Linked DNA regions of Homo sapiens: region 1 is linked to region 2. The links are chromatin contacts, found by Hi-C or POLR2A ChIA-PET in ENCODE. All regions are on one chromosome and are shown on one strand. Each heading gives the region's core, a stretch centred on a gene start or an enhancer-like site at or near the end of the contact. The rest is flanking DNA. Distances are from core to core; before and after follow the strand shown. Region 1 overlaps LINC00592 (long intergenic non-protein coding RNA 592). Region 2 overlaps ACVRL1 (activin A receptor like type 1).

The links. Hi-C counts contacts between places; a loop is a spot of excess contacts on that map. ChIA-PET counts read pairs that join two places held with the same protein, here RNA polymerase II (POLR2A).
Region 1: a map with no recorded cell type shows a loop between it and region 2 (2.5-fold over the local background). The contact joins two enhancer-like sites. A Hi-C loop is called at or near these places in 1 of 37 single-sample maps with no recorded cell type. POLR2A ChIA-PET finds 5 or more read pairs at or near these places in 1 of 52 experiments (RWPE1).

Annotation. Positions count from the first base shown.
Region 1 is chr12:52,219,116-52,226,360 of GRCh38, reverse strand. It overlaps LINC00592 (long intergenic non-protein coding RNA 592), which reads right to left. Exons shown (of 5, transcript NR_027358.2): 4 at 4,333-4,384; 5 at 2,481-2,915. Among named protein-coding and RNA genes, the nearest start is that of LINC02874, 9.2 kb to the right of the region's middle. RefSeq lists an enhancer at 4,331-4,410. Within about 2 kb of position 4,265, at least 8 of the 41 ENCODE cell types and tissues checked have a DNase peak (open chromatin) inside an H3K27ac peak, as active enhancers do.
Region 2 is chr12:51,921,661-51,928,875 of GRCh38, reverse strand. ACVRL1 (activin A receptor like type 1) reads right to left here. Exons shown (of 10, transcript NM_000020.3): 10 at 5,515-7,215. Among named protein-coding and RNA genes, the nearest start is that of ACVRL1, 18 kb to the right of the region's middle. RefSeq lists enhancers at 4,194-5,025, 5,811-5,860. Within about 2 kb of position 5,940, at least 23 of the 41 ENCODE cell types and tissues checked have a DNase peak (open chromatin) inside an H3K27ac peak, as active enhancers do.

The DNA of each region.
Region 1 (7,245 bases), core at 3,016-5,515, 300 kb before region 2:
AGCACTTTGGGAGGCCGAGGCGGGCGGATCACCTGAGATCAGGAGCTCGAGACCAGCCTGGCCAACATGGTGAAACCCCATCTCTACTAAAAATACAAAAAAATTAGCTGGGCATGGTGGTGGGCATCTGTAATCCCAGCTACTCAGGTGGCTGACGCAGGAGAACCACTTGAACCCAGGAGGCAGAGGTTGCAGTGAGCCAAGATCGCACCATTGCACTCCAGCCTGGGCGAAAACGGTGAAACTCCATCTCAGAAAACAAAAAGAAAAACAAAAACAAGTTCTATTTTCTTTGTTCCGTTGTCCTCAGTAGGAGGCATCTGTTTGATTGTTGGTTCCATCCTTCAAGCTGGCAGCACACTGAAGAGGGAGGACAGCCCCTAAGTTCTCTCGCTGCTCCAGGTATTAACAGGTAAGGGCACTTTTCTCCCAGCTCAGGTAAACAGAGTGAGCCCCTCCTCTGCAGAGGGCAGCCAGTGTCAGCAGATTTTATGGCCAGGGCTGGATCCTTCTCTTGTCCTGAGAGAATGGATCCACCCAGCTCAGGCAACTCAGAGGATCTTGGCTCTTCTAGACAAACAAGCTTCCCCCAAGGCCTTTGGGTCCAGGGTTCTAGGAACTCAAAGCTTCTGATGAAGCTGCTTTGGGCTCTAGCAAAAGACCAAACTTCCCCATCCACCACCATTAGCTGATTAGCTTTTTATACTATTGGCTAATTTTCCCAGCAGCACGAGGAAAAAAAAAAAAAAAGTCACCCTTCTCCACTTCAACCACCACTTTCCAATATGCTCCAGAGATAGATAGATAAATATTGATATGGATATATAAATTTTTATCAAAGCTATACATGCTGGCTGGGCATGGTGGCTCCCACCTGTAATCCTAACACTTTAGGAGGCCAAGACAGAAAGATCACTTAAGTCCAGGAGTTCAAGACCAGCCTGAGCAACATAGTGAGACCCTGTTTCTACAAAAAAAAAAATTTTTTTTGAAGAGCAAAGTGGCATGCACCTGTAGTCCTAGCTACTCAGAAGACTGAAGTGGGAGGATCACTTGAACCCGGGAGATAAAGGCTCCAGTGAGCTATGATTATGCCTTTGCACTTCAGCCTGGATAACAAAGTGAGACCTTGTTTCAAAAAAACACATTTATACATGTGTGATTTAAAGAAGTAAACCATAAGACTCATTATGAAAAGTAACAGCTCTTACCTACACACGATGTCTACTCCCCAATGGCAACCACATTCAAGTTTTAGCCTTCTATTTTAAATCTTATATCCATATCTCTAAATAACATATTTATACTGCTACTTCTCGACTTTTCAGGTTTGAGCATTAACTATTGACTTCTCACTCTGAAAAGTAAGAATTTACCTCTCTTTAACAACCATCCCAGGGCCACTGTATTTCCCATCTCCCTTCATCCTGATAGAATTATTTCATTAATTGATATTCAGAGCAAAGGAGTATAGTATACTTCATTTACTTTTGGAACCATTCAATCAATATGCTTCCCTACTTTCACTTTTCCCAGAGTTAATGAATCATTCCAGAATCTCCCTCATTGATAGATTGATAGAACATGTCAACGATTCTATCAATTTCATCATCTGGAGCCATTTTCCTCAGAGTCTCTCCCCATTCCCACCTGGACTGGGTGGTCTCTAGACCTGATGCACTGCTCTCACCTTGGTACCTCCCATCACCATCATCAGGCTAAGATTTGTCTCTTGCTGGGGACTTTCTCTCTCCTACATTCTATCTCTTCCTTAGTTTACTTTCTAGTTTTGATAGAGCATATCCTCTGGTAGCTTTCTGAGGTTTGTGAGGAAAATGTGTTGAGAAAGTATGTGTCTGAATCTTTTTATTCTCATGACTAATTCATAATTTTGGCAGCTGTGGAATTCCGAGTTGTAAAATGTTTGCCCTCAGTATTTTAAGGGTGCCCATTGCCTTCTAGCCACCAGTATTGCTACTGAAAAGTCTGAAACCATTCTGATTCTAGATTTCTCATGTGAAATCTTCTCCCCCCAATCATAAGTTTGTTGAATCTTCCCTGTGCCAGTGAAATGACTCGATCTTTTGGGGATTTCGTGGGCTATTGCATCAACAAGCTCATATCTTTCAGTTCAGGAAATTTTCTCAAGCTATTTCTTTGAGTTTTCTTCCTTTACATTCTTTCTGTTTTCTCTTTCTGGGACTCTCCTTATTCAGTGCTGGAACTAACTCCTGAACTGGGTCTCTGATTTTCTAATCTTTGCTCTCCTGTTTCCTAGCACTTTGTCCTTTTTCTCTACTCTCTAGATTTCTTTCATATTCTCTTCAAAGCCTTTAACTAAATTTTTCATTTCTGCTATCATTGTTTTAACTTCCTAGGGCTCATCTTGTTTTTTGACTACACCTTTTTTATTGCATTCTGCTCTTGTTTCCAGGATGAAATATCTTCTTTTTCTGATGATATTAATAAAAGGGAGAATATTGGTATTAATTAATATTAATTTTTTTATTTTATTTATTTTTACTTTAAATAAAATTTTAATACATATTAATTTTTAAAATAATATTTTTATTTTAATATTTCCATCTTTCCATTTAGTCTCTGCTCCTAATTTTTCATTTTTTTATTTTTTGGATTGTTGTTGTTGTTTGTGGTCTGAGCTCCAAGTTTTGTATAAGGGGCTCTTCTCCAATGACTAGTGACCCATGGATGACTCACATTTCAGGGGGTGTCACTAAAGGCTGGTCGGTCACTCCATAAGCATGAATGAGGCATGTCCACCTCGGCGAACTAAACTGTTCACATGGAGAAATCACAGTGCCAATGTTTCGGGGTTTTTCCTTTTCAGCTGGTCATGCGCAGAGAAGAATCTTCCAAATGGCTGCCTAGAATGTGCAAGCTTGGCTTCCAGCATTCTGGAAACAAAATGAAAGAAGAGGACAGAGGGGTCTCAGCATTCAGTTGTAAACCTTCACTTACTCTCTTATCTTTTCAGTAAGGTGCCTATTCCCTCAATAGGATGTACCGTACCTTGTTACAAAGACCCTCTATCTAGCCATCTCTGGAGAATAAACCTCTGCTGAGGAGAGGAGGGACAGAATTTGGCTATTCTGAGTGGGGTAGGGGATCCCAAGTTCAAATGGCTTATTAAACAGACTTCAACCAATCCTCAAAGATTTTTTTTAAATCAACTTTATTGATTTAAAGTTGATTTAAAATCAACTTTACAATTTCCTCATGTCTCTGTGTACACTGTTAACTAAAACAAAATAACACATGTGGTTACCATAAGGGCCTCAGCAACTTGGGGGCTCAAGGCCTGTCCATTATCAGTCAGGTTCAATAAGGAGACAATACCCACACCAGTTCTTTGAACAGAGTAAAGAATTATTAACTAAGGCTGGCACGGTGGCTCACATCTGTAATCCCAGCACTTTGGGAGGCAGAGGCAGGTGGATTTCTTGAGCCCAGGAGTTGAGACCAGCCCAGGCAACACTGCAAAACTCCGTCTTCACAAAAAATTAAAAAACTAGTCAGGTGTGGTGGTGTACATCTATAATTCCAGCTACTCAGGAGACAGAGGCAGGGGGATGGCTTGAGTCCGGGAGGGAGAGGTTGCAGTGAACCAAGATCACGCCACTGCACTCCAGCCTTGGTGACAGAATGAAACCCTGTCTCAAAAAATAAATACATAAATAGAATTATTAACTAGGTTTAGAGTTGTTGACTGGGTAAGTGAAAGAGTAACTAACTCTAAAATATCACAGAACTAGCAGAAGTAGCTACCATAGCTAGGGGTGAGGTGACAGAGGGAAGAAGTTAGAGGTTATGAAAACTTGGAAACTTAGAGGAGGAGCCCCTGAAACTCAAACTGTTAAGGAGGAAGCACTGCTCGGCAGGTGCTAAAAGCAGGGCCCTGTGGGCCTGGGGCCCAGAGCTCTGAGAAAGGGGTAGTACAGTACCAGTACCAGGCTGGCTGGTGCTGGCATCTCTGAGTGGGAGGGCACAATGAGGCTGATTCTCCAAGTGTAGGGAAAACTGCCAACCGGATGGCAGGGTGAAGACGCACTGCCCACAAGAACAGCAAGCAGATGGGATGCCCACAGAAAGCAACGCCTCGAAGTCTCCCTCTGGCGCCCCCTATCTGCACATCCCAGCCAGAAGCCAGCTGACAAGGCACATGTGAGCCGTATGAGTCGGCTCCAGCACCCCAAAGCTGAAAGTCTAAGTGTGGGTTTGGAGCTAGAGACAGTAACTTAGTAACTGTCACACTCATCAGCTGGCAATGCCACCTACTCTGCATCACATTTTCCCTGAGCCAGTGAGACTTACCCATGTTTTTGGCATTTGCACCCATATCACCAAGGCTTCTTCAGCACAGCCCCTGAAACCATCAGCTGAGTGAGTCATGGGTTAGAGTAATTGAAACGCCCTGGTTTTGGCTTTCTGAGTGAGTCGTATAATGCAAACACCTGTGTATCTTCCATTCCTACCATCATTCCTGGTATATAGCAGGTACCCTTTAAATGTTTCTTGAATAAAGCCAAGCCTGTATTCAACTATGTGCTGATTAAACCAAGATACTGTTGCCTAAAAAAGCACCAACTATTTTTTTAGATAATAATATGCTATTACGGTTTAAGTCTGGCATTCAAATTAGGGCAACCCTTTAGAAAAACAATTTGGTTAAAAGCCATATCCATGAAGATATCAATCACGGCATTATTTATAGAGTGAGAGAAAGTAGCTCATGTGTTCTACAACAGAGGCGTGGTTAAGTTGTGAAACCATCTCTCATTAGCATAATATGTCTGCATGTAAAATCAGAGTTATGGGAATAGTGTTGTACTATCAAAAAAAAAAATACTTACGCCTTGGGAAGGCTGGATATCACAATGGGTAGAGCAGAGATTTCAGAGTCAAAGATATCCAGGTTCCAATCCTAGCTCTATCACTTATCCAAAGTGCAACTGAGACTCCCTGAGCCCTGGTTTCTTTATCTCTAGTGTCAGGAAAATGCCTGCTTCCCAGGATTATGTTAAGGATTAAATGAGAAAGAGAAAACAATCTATACAGATCTTGGTATGTGCCAGGTATTTCATAAGCAGTGAATGTTTTTATTGTCTTAAGTAAACATGGAGAATGGAAAGAGGTAGCAACACTATACTTACAATTATGCTTAAAAGAAAAACAGGTGCACTGGAGGAAAAAACTAAAATGAAATATGTTTAAATACTAAACAATGGTTGTACTGAGGGCTGGAATTATGATTGACTCCCTTTCTCTGTTCTCCAAATTATGTCATAATTCAATATATATATTGGGTCTCTGCCCCCAGCACTTGACACAGAACTCCTAAACCCTTGTAATAGCCTGAGTGATAGGGGTGCTAGGAGCAACTTTTTTTCTAATATTTAGTCTTCAATCCCTGTTCCTGACACAGAGCTCCTAATTTCCTGGACAATAGGAGTGGGGTTTTGGTTCTAATGAGCTGACTGCCAGTGGGCTCCTGGAGAGCATCAGGATAGGGGCTGGTCATAAGAAAGGTCAATGTCTGATTAGAAGCTTGGAACTTTCAGCCCCATTCCCCACGCTCTGGGGAGGAGAGTGGGGCTAAAGATTGAGTAATAATTGATAATGCTTATGTGTTGAAGTGTCCATAAAAATCCCTAAACTATGAGGTAGGAGAGCTTCCAGGTTGGAGAATGCATCCATGTGCCAGGAGGGCGGTGCCTCGCAACTCCACAGGGACAGAAGCTCCTGCACTCAGGACCCTTCCAGACCTTGTCCTATTTCCTCTTCATCTGACTATTCATGTCTGTCTTCTATAATCTCCTCTATGATAAACCAGTAAACCTAAAGAAAGTGTCTCTGAGTTCTGTGAGCCATTAAATTATTGAACCTAAGGAGCGGGTTGTGGGAACCCTGGATTGGTGGCCAAACTACACAGAGGTGTGAGTACCCAGTACTTGCGATTGGCATCTGAAATGGGAGCAGTCTTGTGGGACTGAGACTTTAACCTGCAGGCTCTCCCCTACCCTGGGTAGTTAGTGTTCAAACTAAATTAAATTGTAGGACACCCAGTTGGTGTCTGCAGAGAACTGGAGAATTGTTTTGTGTAGAAAACTCACACATTTGCTGTCAGAAGTGTTGTGCATAAATAAATGGTTCTCCTTTGCAGAAGTTATTCATGAAATTTGGTACTTTAATAATGGCAAAACAGGCCAGGCACGGTGGCTCACGCCTGTAATCCCAGCTCTTTGGGAGGCTGAGGCAGGCAGATTACTTGAGCTCAGGAGTTTGAGACCGGCCTGGAGGAACATAGCAAAACCCCGTCTCCACAGGAAAAAAAAAATTAACCGGGCATGGTGGCATGAGCTTGTGGTCCCAGCTACTCAGGAGGCTAAAGCAGGAGAATCATTTGAGTTTGGGAGGCAGAGGTTACAGTGAGCCAAGATCGTGCCACTGCACTCCACCATGGGTGACAGGCGTGAAACCTTGTCTCAAAAAAAAAAATGGCAAAACATATCATTTTTAAGAAAAAGTTATAAGCAAAACATTCCAAAGATCAGGAAAAGTCATGATTCATTGGTCAGCAAAATGTCCAAAGAGCTGCCTGCCTTCCTAAATAATTTAGTCCCAAAGCTATTAGTTGGGTCCAGGAAGGCAGACATTGTGCCAGGGCAGCAGCTGGGAGGGTTTTTGTCCCAGTACAGACAAGGGCACCTGTGCTGGCAGTGGTGGCTACACAGACAGACTGATTATACACACAGGTATGATGGAAGACACACTTCTCACTAAGGGAGAAAGGATTTATAAGTATGGAAAGGGAGGAACTGAATGAACCATGTGATCATGGGTTTGGTATTGGAGTTTTCAGTGTGGACTCAAGGCCTTCAAGATAGGCAGATAGACAGATAGATGGATAGATAGATAGATGATGGATAGATAGATAGATGGTAGATGATAGATAGATAGATAGATAGATAGATAGATAGATAGATAGATACAGATTTAAATTGTGTAGATGTATATTTACATAAACACATATACAGATATGCACATGTATTTGCTAACTCCACTGATGATTTTATTTCCTGTAGAACATTGTTTATTCAATCAATAGATTATATTTTTTCATTAAAGGTCTCATTATTTCCATGTTGCCCACCACCCAAACAAGACTTAGAGTTGCTGGTTTCGAATATTAAAGCTTAAAGGAAACATCCTTCCCCTGATTCCAGT
Region 2 (7,215 bases), core at 4,691-7,190:
GTTTCGTTTTGTTTTGTTTTGTTTTTCAGACAGAGTTTTGCTCTTCCACCCAGGCTGGAATGATGTAGCATGATCTCTGCTCACTGCAACCTCCACCCTCCAGGTTCAAGCGATTCTCCTGCCTCAGCCTCCCGAGTAGCTGGGATTATAGGCACCCGCCCCCACGTCTGGCTAATTTTTGTATTTTTAATAGAGACGAGGTTTCACCATGTTGGCCAGGCTGGTCTCGAACTCCTGACCTCAGGTGATCCACCTGCCTTGGCCTCCCAAAGTGCTGGGATTACAGGCGTGAGAGACCGTGCCTGGCCTGTTCCTGGGTTCTTTAACATGTTCTACTTGTCTATTTGTCTACTTGTCTGGTACTATTCTATTTTTCTGTGACTTGTCTTATTGTCTTCTGGGGCAAGTCTCCCCCTTTGCACTTCTTCACAACTGACTTGGCCAAATTCACATTTCCTTTGACCCAGGAATTCCACTTTTTAGAATGTATCTTACAGAAATACTGGAATAAAGGAAAATAATGTATACACAAATTTATTCACTGCAGCCTTGCTTATAATGGCCCCAAACTGGAAAAAAACAAAACTTCCAAAAATAGGGGACTGGTACATTCAAAGAGTGGAATACTACACTGTTTTAATTTTCTGTAGGGACTAATTCTTTCTTTGCTGCCCAGGTTGGACTCAAACACCTCGGCCTCCCAAAGGGCTGGGATTATAGGCATGAGCCACCACACCCGGCCTTTATTTCTTTATTTTAATTTTTTTTTTTCATTCCCACACTACTCCAATGTAGATGCATTGGCTTTTGAATCATGTGAATGCATAACATAGTCAGAAAATAACCCAAAATAAAGAAAATTGACTTAGTTATTCATGAACTTATACTCTTCCATATAAATTTAGAATAAATTTGTCGAATTACTAAAACAACAGGTAGGCTAGGCGTGGTAGCTTGCACCTGTAATCCTAGCTACTCGGGAGGCCCAGGTGGGAGGATGACTTGAGGCTGGGAGTTTGAGGCCAGTCTGAGCAACATCTGAGTAAGACTTCTATCTCTAAAAAAAATTAAAAGTAAAAAAAATTAGCCAGGATGGTGACATGCACCTGTAGTCTCAGCTACCCAGGAGGCTGTCTCAGGAGGATTGTTTGAGCCTAGGAGCCTGTGACCGGCCTAGGTGATATAGCAAGATCCTGCCTCAAAATAAATAAATAAGTAAGTAAGTAAAATCCAACAAAACAGCTGGAATTTTGTTTTTGTTTTGTTTTGTTTTATTTTTTGAGACAGAATCTCACTCTGTCTCCCAGGCTGGAGTACAGTGGTGTGATCTCAGCTCACTGCAACCTCCGCCTCCCAGGTTCAAGCAATTTTCCCACCCCAACCTCCAGAGTAGCTGGGATGACAAGTGCCCACCACCGCGCCTGGCTAATTTTTTGTATCTTTAGTAGACATGAGGTTTCACCATGTTGGCCAGGCTGGTCTCAAACTCCTGGCCTCAAGTGATCTGCCCGCCTCAGCCTCCCAAAGTTCTAGGATTACAGGAGTGAGCCACTGGACCAGGGTAGAACAGCTGGAATTTTGACTTGGATAAAACCCTTTGCTCTTTACTCCTCTGCTCCTTCCACCAAGTGTCAAAAATGCAATGAGAGATGTGAGGGCCTGAAACCAGGATAAGGCCCTAGCTGGGTGGCAACCAGGACTGGAAAACAGTTAAATCAAGAAAATCTCCAAGTTGTATATGCTGGCTGTTGTTTTTCTGTTAAATGCTGGCCACTTAGAACCATCTATTCCACTTTTCTGTGTTTGTCTTACTGTTTTATTAAGGAGTTGCATCTCTGGAGAAGAGGAAGAAAGAATCATTGAATATAAAATCTTTAAAACATCTGTCCATGAGCAATGACTACTTAAAACACCAGTGGCAGGCCTCATCACCCACCTGGTGGCAGGTTATCTCAACTGCAGGCCCAGCGCTTTAGGACAACTACCTTTGTCAAGTTGAACTTACAAATCCAACACAAGAAGGGTGGTAGGGCCTGCCTCGAAAACTTGTTTGCTTTGTTTATTTTTCTAAACATCAGTTCAGCCTCTTGGCCTGAAGGATCATAGATTCCAAATTAGTAGACTCAAAATTAATGAGATTTTCCAGTAACAAGCTTGAGACTAAAATTAAGGAAAATGCACTAATTATAGACTATCTAGCCACCTAACCACCACTTGGATCCAAGCCTCTGGGAGGAGAGGAGGAGGGAAGAGGACGGTCCTCGATTAGACCTGCACTGGACTGTCCTTCCTCTAGGTGCTGCTGCCCATTTCCCTGGCCTGGGGCCTCCCAGCACCCAGTGCTTACTGCCTCAGGGCTCCCATCCTGACCCAGGCCAAGCTGGGTCCCTCTTCTGAGACCTGTGTAAGCCTTCAGGCCAAATTCCTGGAGACTATCAAATAGGGCCCATGGTGGAGGTAGGGGAATCCTTTCTCCTCAGTTCTGGGAAGTGGTATGAGGTGGGGGTGTGGAGTGGGCGGTTCTGGGAGAAGGAAGAGGGGTAGAAAAGGCAGACAAAATGCCCATTATACCCAAGCCTGTCGATTTCCTTTTTTCATGTCTTTATCAGTGTTTGTGACGGAGCTTCTTATCAACAGGAAACGCCTGCCTGAGGGGATGAGGCAGGTCCTGGGGGCTGGACATGGGACAGGGAATTCTGGGTAGTGCGTGGCGGCTGGGCAGCCAGACCAAGTGGTCTCCCCTTTCCCAGGACCCAGTAAGGTTCTCAGGCTCTTTGCCTTGGCATCTGGTGGATCCTTTGATGTACACAGGAAGACAGCACACCAGACATGCCCCAAAGCCAGAGTGTCTACAGGAGGGAGCCCTGGGTGGGGCTCCAGCCCTGACCCTCTGTGATCAAGGAAGGTTGCCAAACAGCTCAAGCTATAATATAGGAATTGTCTTTGCCCCTAGTCTCCACCAATCACCAATCCCCCTCCTTTCCAGATGAGGAGGCCGAGCAACTGGCCAAGGTCCCAGATAACTTAGTGACAGTCACCTCAACTGGCCCTTGTAAGTCTGTTTCTGCATCTGAGCCCTCAGAGGCTGGTGTGTGTGTCGAGCATCCAGGCCTGGGACAATGAGGTACTTGGTACAGACCTCTAGATGAAGAAGAGGAGGGGACTCCAGCACTGACTGACCTCCTACTGTGTGCCAGGTGCTCCAAAAATATTGATCATGAGACTATGATCCTTATCTCTCAGATAAGGCTCCCAGGAGAGGAACAGACTGCAGGTCAGATTTCCCAAGAGGTGAAGATCTAATCTTAGCGCTGAAAATAAATGCCCATGAGGGATGTCTGGGCCAAGCAAGGCTTTATGGGTGGCTGAAAGAAACAGGTTTATCTATCTAGACATCTTTCTTCAAACTGTCAGAAGACTGAATAGAGAAACAGGAACTGGCTGTTCTCCTGGTAGGAGAGGTGGGAAGGGTTTGTGCAGAACAGCAGATGGGTTACCTGACTTCCCATTCCTTACCCTCTTCCTATCAGTTGACCCTGAGCAACCAGATTCTGTTTCTGGTGATGCTGGTAATAAGGAAATTCCCTTGATTTCCCTGCCCATGTGTCTCCCTGGACAACCCCATTCTCCCCCTGCCTCACCATTCGCTCCTGCAGCTGGGGATGTAGGTCAGTAAGAGTGGGTGGGTGAGAAAGAACAGAGAAGAGACTCATCCAGACATGACACCCTGTAGGGCAGCAGTGACAACACTTTAACCTGAAAACTGCCTGAAAATAGACTGTGTGTCTATGACATTATGCAAATCATATGCAAAGTCAAGAAGCCCTCTGTCTCTATTTCGAGCAAACTGAATGTGGCCCTGGTGGAAGCAGCTCATTCCAAGAGTCGCCCACCCAGAGTGATGATTACACAGCTAGCATCAGTCCCAGCCCTGGGAGACTGGACGCAGGACATGCACCCCCCACTCCTCCCCCAGGACAGGGACTTCTAGGCGTGAGGACTTTGCCATCTCTTGGGCTGTTGATCTTAATGTTGGTGAGGATATGGAGGAAACAGCACCTTCCTTGGAGGCTGGTGCAAGGCAGGACTGAGGGAGGATGGTGCCTTGGAGGGTGGAGAGAAAAACTGTTGGTGAGGCCTTGGCAGGGGAAGGGGTGGCCCTCCACATCAAGGCTCATATTCCAGGAGCTACCCTCAGCCCCACTGTGGCATGCTATAGCACCTATCACCCCTCAGGGAGGGCCTTTACCACACAGATGGTCCTCTCCCTCTTTGTCTAGATAGGGAAATTGGGGCCTGGGGTCCCTGAGGAAGTCAGGGCAAAGCTGCAGAGAAGTAAAGTGAGCAGTAGGTTTTTTTCCTCCAAAGGCAGGCAGGTTCCCTGAGGTCTACTTGTAGGCAGGGGCTCGGACGGGGTGACTTCCCAAGGGCTCTTCGCAAGAACTGGAGAGCAGTGAGCCAATCTTGCCGCAGATCCTGCTCAGCGTTCACGTACCCCTTTCTCTGCAATTTCCCCACTGCCCTTCTCCCCACTCTCCCACCATAGCCTGGACATCATGGGGAGGACGTAAGGACAGAGTCTGGCAGGCACAGGGGAAGGGGAAAGGCTGCCTTTGCTGGATGCTAGCAACGCTCCTATTTCGTCAAAGCTGGTCTGAGGCCGGGTGCCCGAATCCTCTGGGAAGGCGCTGTGTTGTTGGGGGATCCATGAACCCAGGGTAGGAGGTTCCAGGCATGAGGCCGCCTTGGGGGTGCAAGGGACCACAAGGTCATCTGTGGTGTAAGGTGTACCCTTCCTATGTTTCCCTAAGAGGGCGTCTAACACGAAGGCACAGATTTTCTAGGCTGGGCAGTCCCATGGGCCAGGACCCTCTCAGCTTCTTTTAGTATCTGCCTCCCCCACAGCATGTCCCCGCCCCGAATTTCCGGGTGTGAGAATGGGATGTGTGTGTGAAGTGCCTTCTGATCCCAGGACAAGGTAGGTCCCCAGGGAAGGGGATCTTCCCATGCTGGGAATGGGGACTGACTCCTGGCAAGATGGGGACCCCATTTGAGAAGGGAAGTGAGAACAAGGAATTGAGGAGGGAGGGTCCAAGCTGCCGGTTCGGAAGCAGAACGCTCTTCGCTAGGTGTGGTATTAGGGGGACAGTCCCTGCAGAACAGCAAGTCAGTGAGCACACAGACGTTGGCCCCCGGGTGCGGGGAAGGCTGCCCCACCCTGCCGGGAAAGGCCCCGCGGTCCCTGTGTGGGGATGGGAGGCGGCCGCTGGGCAGCCCTCGGCCAGCAGAGGGCGACGTGGCAGGTGCGGCGACTAGGCTGCTCCCAATCTGGGGTAGGAACTGAGATTTGGGCCCCCGCGGGGGTCTGAGCAGGGGCGTGAGGAAACTGTGACCTGTCTAAGGGCAAAGCTGGGCGTGTATCCTGGGACCCTCTTCTCCCCGGATCCCTCTGGTTTTATCTGGACCTCTGCGACGGGCCACTGCAGAGGCATCGGCCTGGGAAGACTCCGGAGCTCAGGATTTAACCATGGTTTATTGCAGACCTATTGTGTGCCAGGCATGAGCCCAGTGCTCCCACAAACAGCGTCTCCAGGTACGAGAAGTGTAATTTCGACCCTGGAACACCTTCCTGCACTCAGACAGAAGCATGTGCAGACTGCTCTCAGCAACGCCACCTCCTTCACTCCCTGGCCATTGGGCCCCCTTCTCTCTACCTGTCCCCTGTCACTCCACTTCCTGCCCCAGGCCTTCTCTTAGGGATTTTCCAGGCTTTGGGGAGCTGCTGCTTTCAGTTTCTGGCTGTGGGGTCTCAGCAGGAGTTTGTTCCAAAACCCAGTAGAAATAAAATCCTTCAAGAGGGAGATGATTCGTGGGCTGGGTGGATTCCAGTGACCAGAGGACGTGCAAACTCTGCCCTAATGATCTGGGAACCTAGCCCATCCATTGAGCTTTCTGTTTTCACCCAGTTTCACTTCCTGGTTCTCTTCCGAGCCTTGCACAATGCTGGGAGACAGGCCTAGAAAAGTGCCACCATGAGGATGGTGGAAGACACACATAAGATGCCGGCCTGGGGAGGCTACTCTGGGTCATTACAGCAGGAGCGGGGAGAGCTTTCTTCACTGCCCTGCCCCTAGGCTGAGGACGACTAAGGCCAGGTCTTCCCAACCTTGGGGCTGTCCTTGTCCATAGCCTGAGTCTCCACCCCCGCTCCTTATATTCCTCAAGCTCCCCTCCAATCCACTTCCCTGCAGCCCACTTCCCTGCACCCAGGGACCAGGACAACCTGCTCCATACGTGAGCATACATACATCCTTGAAATTTCCAAATGCCAAACTTTCTGTGTGTCTCTCTAGAGCCATTGAATTCTCCTGAGACACACTCTCTGGGCCTGGCCAGGGGTGTGGGCCTGAGCCAGGGGCCAGTAGGGGAGCTGGAGCCTTCTTGGATGGAGCCAAATTTCTTTTGAGCCTTGGAAGCCTTGGAGGAAGCCGCCCTGCAGTCCTGGGGCAGAGAAGACTATGCCACAGAGAGGGCGAGGGGCTGGCTTGTGGTCAAAAGGCCCAGAGCTGTCTGAGCCCAAGGGTGGCCACTGGCATGGTTTTAGGCAAGAACTGGAGCTTGCAGACTTAGACTAGGAGGTGCTCCAGACACTCCTTGAGTCAGGTAAAGTTATTTTCAAACCCCCATCTTGAGGCAAATTGCCAGGGGCTGGAGCATAAGGAATAGATGAGACTGAAGAAGTTAGCTGTGATATAGGCTGAAGTGTCAGAGAACTAGAGCTAAAGAAGCCTCAAAGGACATCAGGACCAAATCTTCCAATATGTAGATAAGAAACAAAGGTCCTGGCCAGGCGCGATGGCTCACACCTGTAACCCCAGCACTTTGGGAGGCTGAGGTAGGTGGAACACCTGAGGTCAGGAGTTCGAGACCAGCATGGCCAGCATGGTGAAACCCTGTTTCTACTAAATATACAAAATTAGCCAGGCATGGTGGCATGTGCCTGTAATCCCAGCTACTCGGGAGTCTGAGGCAAGAGAATGATTTGAACCTGGGAGGTAGACGTTGCGGTGAGCTGGGATCATGCCATTGCACTCTAGCCTGGACAACAAGAGCGAAACTCCGTGTCAAAAAAAAAAAGAAGGAAAAAAGAAAAGAAAAGGTCCTGAGACAGGCCTGCTTTTGTCACATGGAGCAAACATCCGGGGTCAGACCTGG